Linked DNA regions of Homo sapiens: region 2 is linked to region 1. A link is a contact called in ENCODE POLR2A ChIA-PET data. All regions are on one chromosome and are shown on one strand. The core of a region is the stretch at or near the end of the contact, and the rest is flanking DNA. Distances in the headings are between cores, read along the strand shown.

What was found. ChIA-PET counts read pairs that join two places held with the same protein, here RNA polymerase II (POLR2A).
Region 2: POLR2A ChIA-PET joins it to region 1 with 11 read pairs in WTC11. The contact joins two enhancer-like sites. POLR2A ChIA-PET finds 5 or more read pairs at or near these places in 3 of 52 experiments (GM12878, WTC11 and activated T-cell).

Annotation. Positions count from the first base shown.
Region 1 is chr3:11,432,839-11,435,852 of GRCh38, forward strand. The region is part of intron 20 of ATG7 (autophagy related 7); the gene reads left to right. Among named protein-coding and RNA genes, the nearest start is that of ATG7, 160 kb to the left of the region's middle. Within about 2 kb of position 1,418, at least 16 of the 41 ENCODE cell types and tissues checked have a DNase peak (open chromatin) inside an H3K27ac peak, as active enhancers do.
Region 2 is chr3:11,200,092-11,203,100 of GRCh38, forward strand. The region is part of intron 1 of HRH1 (histamine receptor H1); the gene reads left to right. All of the region lies in intron 2 of LOC102723663 (a long non-coding RNA gene), which reads right to left. Among named protein-coding and RNA genes, the nearest start is that of HRH1, 47 kb to the left of the region's middle. Within about 2 kb of position 1,645, at least 5 of the 41 ENCODE cell types and tissues checked have a DNase peak (open chromatin) inside an H3K27ac peak, as active enhancers do.

The sequences.
Region 1 (3,014 bases), core at 168-2,667:
GAGAATGGGTTTGGATACTTGGAGATAGATCCTGACTCCCTATCCCTCCTAGATCTTTATTTATCCTATTTGGAACCCAGGGAAATGGCCTTAAAGCTGATGAACCACAGGGTGTCCAAGTCATGGAGCTATTGAGGTTCTCCCCAAGTATCTTTTAAATTGCTGCATTTGGGATGGGTACAGTGGCTTACACCTGAAATCCCAGCACTTTGGGAGGCTAAGTTGGGAGGATTGCTTGGGTCTGGGAGTTTAAGGCCAGCCTGGGCTAGATGGTGAGCCTCTGTCTCTATTTAAGAAAATTAGAAATTAGCCAGGCATGGTGACACACCAGCTACTTATAATGCTGAGGCAGGAGGATCACTTGAGCCCAGGAGTTTGCGGCAGACAGTGAGCTATGATTGTGCCACTGTACTCCAGCCTGGGTGACAGAGCAAGACCCTGTCTCTTATTTAAAAAAAAAAAAAAAAAAAAAAAAAAGCTGCGTTTGTTGAAGAAATGCTCAGTCTAAATCAAACATATGAACACCTTAGCCATGTTCCACAAAAATTTGCTGTGACTTACCTTCTTAGAGTTATTTCTCATCCTATGAGTAGAATAAGTATCAGTTCACATGTATTTATTTGTTCCAACTGTGGGTTCAACATCATACTATGAGAAATGCCAAAATATTTTCTAACTGAATGTAACTAGAGATAAGACTAATTTATAAGAGAGTTAATAGAACAAGCTATATTGGTATATCCCTGAGAAATTCAAATTCCTAAGTCCCTTTACCCAATTTCCCTGAAATACTTCATTCCTATTCATGAAAGTTTGCACGTTCCATGATTCCAGGATTAATTTTAGGCTGTTTTACTTCCTTGCCTTGACCATATTGTCAGTATTTGATGTTGTACCATGCAGTTATGATTTCAGGGTTGCAATTACAGTGCACCATTAATATAATTTGCATTTTGTCAAGGTTGTGCTAAATAGAACTTCCTTTCTGCAGATTTGGGGATTAATGAATGATCATCTAAAAAGAAAGCAACAACCATAACATAGGCTATAAAATCATAAACAGACCAGCAGAAATGAACAGGGCTGAGCTGATTAATTGGTTATGAATTAAAATGTAGATTGTGATTCATTCACTATAGAACTCAGAATTCTAGAAAATGCCCATTTCTCTCATAGCCAAAAAGTCATATGAAAAACATTACGGTCATGTGATATGACTTCATTGGCACAGCAATTTACTATTCAGCAAAGTAAATAACACAATTAACAAGTGTTTCTGCTGGGCCTTTTGCACTTACACTGAGATTTTGGCCTCTCCCCCACACAGCTGGTTTTGATTTGGTTCCTGTGGAATATTTTTGTTTTGTTTTGTTTTGCATTTAACAACAGTCAGATATTTATGTACAGCTTCATCAAGAGCCTCTGATGACAAATATGCCTTTGGAGGCCAGCAGAAGCTGTGGGAAACCCCCGTGTCAGCACTCAGACCTGTTTCCAATGGAGAGAAATCGCTCTGGGGACTGAACTAGCCTGCTCATGAATCCAGTTCCCTTTTCCCAGAGCCTTCTGCTAGCTCACTTCCAACCCATGCTGGCCATCCTGGGACTGTGCCCTGCCTTGATTTTTCCTTATGAAGCAATCCCTCAAGACACAGCCTTGGCCCTCTCTCCTGAGTGAGGGAGGAAAGGCAGAAACAGGCAGAAAGCCATTTACTTCTTAGATTGGAAACTAGAGCCTGGTTTTTGAAATAAAGCTTGGCAGTATCTCACTTATAACTTACTTTATAAAATGTGTACCTTTTATTTGCTGTCAGAGTTATCTACATGAATTTGAGATGTTTGGATAAATCGTTATTGGGGAAAGTTGCAATTGGAAAATAGACAATGAAGTCTGGGCAGAGTTCCCCACCCTTCGGAAAAGAGTCTCGGATGGTATAATCCGCTTGGAGAAGTCTAAGCGAGAAAGAAGGGGGGAAATCATAAATGCTGAAAGCAAAGCAAAGACAGCTAATATTAGGAAACAGAACATGGGAATCCAGTCCTTCTTACATTGTACTCCTGGTTCCGCCAGTGTTCTCATGAGTGACCTTGGATGAATCCTTCAGTGTCCTGTGCATGCTTCCCCACTTAAAATGAGAGGATTGAATCATGTGAAATTCTTTTTTTAAGCCTCCTTTCTAGAAAAAAATGAAATGCTTTTCAACTCTAATTTAGTGATTTTGATTCAAATATACCATGTATAACCAAAAAGGAAAAAGATGGATAATTTTTACATAAAAGTGTTTAAAAATATATCAAAGTACTTACTTTTTATACATTTTATAAATATTCTTTGGTATCTATTATATCTAGCTACCATTGCCAGAAACAACTTTTTGCAGATTTTGAGATTTACATCTACTTTGAGCCTTAATAGAACATTGCTTATACTTTGTATTGATGTGTGTCACTGTACGTATAAATCTAAAATGGTGTAATTCAGCCTAATAACTTACCTCCTTCACCAGACTCGGTGCCACTTTTGACTTCTTTATAAACTCAAATCCACCCTGGCCATAACTGGGTATGTTCATGAAACATGCTACTCACTACCCCTCAGTACAGCTTCCGAAGATGAGTTCCAAAGCCCTCTTACTTTAATAGCAGCATCCTTAGAATGCTGAATGTGTAATAACAGGAGAGTTACTTTAATAATCAGCCATATTACATTAGAATACTCATAAAGTGTATGAGTAACCCGAATCCTGGCCTGGTCAGAAGGTCTGAGTTCATACCTCAGCTCCCACACATAGCCAAGACTGCCATGTTCCTCTGTGTGGGCCGTGTCAGGCAGGACCGTGTGCAGCAGTCATGTGAGACCTTGGGTTATTTACTTCATTGACCTTCGTTTCCATCATTTTGTAGGATGTGATTAATAATTCCTACTCCTCACAATTACCATATTAAGTAAGAAGGCACCTTACAAAAGAAAAATACTGGACTCCATCAAAATTTTAAATTTTGTGCTTCAAAGGA
Region 2 (3,009 bases), core at 395-2,894, 230 kb before region 1:
ATATTGTTGTGTCTGGGTGTGACCTCCGGGGCTGTGGCAGCCATCTTGCAACCAGGAGGCAATCTGGTTTGAGGACACGACTGACAGATGCAGAGAATGGCAGAACCAAAGATGGAAAGGATAGGAGTCCCTGATGATGTCTTTAAGGTGTGAAACTAACCAGCCCTGGAGCTGCCCTAACTTGGGACTTCTCATTAGAGGGAGTATACATTTCCTTATTACATAAGCCAAGTGAGTTGGGGTTTTCTGTTACTCACAGCCTAGATCATCCTAATGACTACTCTATGCCATAGAGAGACCATATGGTCTGTGACTGTTTGGAGAATACAGCAGGGACATGGGCTCAGCTCTGCCGTTGAAGAGCCTGGGACATCCTTTGTGCACAGCTTGGATGCCACTTCTCCACAAAGCTTCCTAGAGGCCAGGCCAGGAAATCATTCCTCCCTCCTCTGTCTAGCTTCTCCATGATCCAGGCATTCATCTCTTCCTGCAGCTTGTGAGCTCTCCAAGAGCAGGAACTATGTGCTGTTCATTTCTGCATCCCCACACTTATACCTCGCACAGAGTAGAAACTTGAAAACTGATTAGGGAATACATGGAAGGGTGAGGAAATTAATATTAATATATGACCATTACCTAACCCTTACGCAGAAAGTCATTTCCCCTGATCATTCCATTTGGCTTACAAATGAGTAAGGCATTTCCCTGCTCTGGGGCTCAGCTCCTTCATCTGGGAAATGGGAAGGCTGGACTAGATCACCAGCTCAAAAAAACTCCATGACTTAATATCATTTTATAGTAATGGCCTACTATGTGCAGAGCTGTGAAATAGAGGAAAAGATTAGACATATCCCCTTCCATTAAGATGCTGAGGGTCTAGAGTAGAATTCTTTGTTTTTTAAGGGGGAATAGATCCCTTTGAGGGCCTCTCCTCAGAAAGATGCCCCTGCCCTCAAAATGCTGTGTGCAGTTTTCGGGGATCTATCAGTGGATTCGCTAGAGAAAGGTATCCAGAGGCCCGCTGCTGCTTACTGGCCCTGTCCAAACTGGAGCTCAAACAGAGGAAACATGCCATCTTTCTCAGAGGATCCCCTCAGTCTAGAAGGGGAAGCAGAGTGCACATAAACCAATTGCCCTACGGCCAGAGAGGGGCTGACAGAGGCAAGCCTCTGATGTGCAGGAGAAGGATTTGACTTGCCCTGCTTGTATGGAAGTTTGCCAGGTGCTCAGATGGAGGAAGCCCTTTCATAGGCAAAGGGGACAGCATGTGCACAAGCTCCAAAGTCTGAAAGGGCACGGGGTATTATGGGATGGTGAGTAATGGTGCAACCAGAGCAAAGCAGAGAGACTAGACTTGGGGGACGGTAGAGGGCAGTGGGAGGGGCAGAGAAAGACATGAGGGAGAGGAGCTAAGAGGAAGTCACTGTGTCCTGGATGCTTTGGGGTGTGTGCCTAACAGTGGGGATCAGAGTGAGGGAAACCTCTGCAGAGGTTCATAAGGACCTGAGGTTAAACATGGGGTTCCAAGAAACAGGCTGAAAAAACAGCATATCCTTAGACTAGTCGGAGAAGGGCTGTCTGAAAATTCCAGGTGTCACCAGGGCTGTTGCCACACCCTCAAGGGGGACATGCCCAGGAAGAAAGCTAGCCTGTCTGGGCCTTGCCAAGTGCCTGCTGAGTTGCTCACAGGAAGCATGTCCAGCTGGGAAAAATAAAAGCGGGGACCTTGCCCCTCTCTGTGAAGTCCAGGCTATTGTTAACTTTTCCGAGAAGTTAAAGGAAATCATTTGTCTGCCGCCCAGGCCTGTGGCAGTGTTGGGCAGTCTCTTGTTTTGCCAAATTGCCTGGGCTGGCTGTCTCCACATACTCCCCCCTCACCGGGGCAGGCACCAGGACTGAAGAGCTGGAGGTCTTGGGGTAATTCAGAGGTGGGGAAAATGGATTCTTCCTTAATACATACGGTTGAGTTTTGCGGTAGATAAAATTATTTCTAATTTCTAATAAAAGGAAAGATTAAAAGGAAACTTTGAGGCTGGCCGCTGTAGCTCACGCCTGTAATCCCAACACTTTGGGAGGCCAAGGGGGGCAGATCATGTGAGGTCAGGAGTTCATGACCAGCCTGGCCAACATGGCGAAACCCTGTCTCTACTAAAAATACAAAAATTGGCCCGGTGTGGTGGTGAGCGCCTTGTAATCCCAGCTACTCGGGAGGCTGAGGCAGGAGAATCACTTGAACCCAAGAGGCAGAGGTTGCAGTGAGCCAAGATCACACCACTGCACTCCAGCCTGGGTGACAGAGCAAGACTCCATCTCAATAAATAAATAAATAAATAAATAAATAAATAATTAATTAAAAATAAAGGGAACCTTTGTTTGGGAGCCACTTTAACTAGATGATTTCTAAGACTTCTTCCAGCTTTTAGCATCCTGACCCTATGTGGTATTGACCTCCTGGCCCCCACCCTCCTCCATCCCCTAGCCAAGATGTTTTGTTTTGTTTTAACGAAGACTTTATTTTTCTTCAAGCAGTCTTAGGGTCACAGCAAAATTCTGCTGAAGATATAGAGATTTACATGTACCCTCTGTCCTCACATATGCACAGTCCCCTGCACTGTCAACATCCCCACAGAGTGGTGCATTTGTTACCACGGATGAGCCTACATGACACATCATTGTCACCCAGAGCCACAGTTTCCATGAGGGCTCCCTCTTGATGTTGCACTTTCTGTGGGTTTGGACAAATGGATAATATGTATCCATCATTCTAATACCGTGCATTTTTTACTCTCCTAAAAATCATCTGTGATCTGCCTATTCATCCCTTCCCCTGCCCAAATCCTGCTAACCATTGATCTTTTTACTGTTTCCAAAGTTTTGCCTTTTCCAGGACGTCATACAGTTGGAACCATATAGTACGTAGCGTTTTCAGATGGGCTTCTTTCACTTAATAGTATGCATGTCAGTTTCCTCCATCTCTCCCCATGGCTTGATAGCTTATTTATTTTTAAC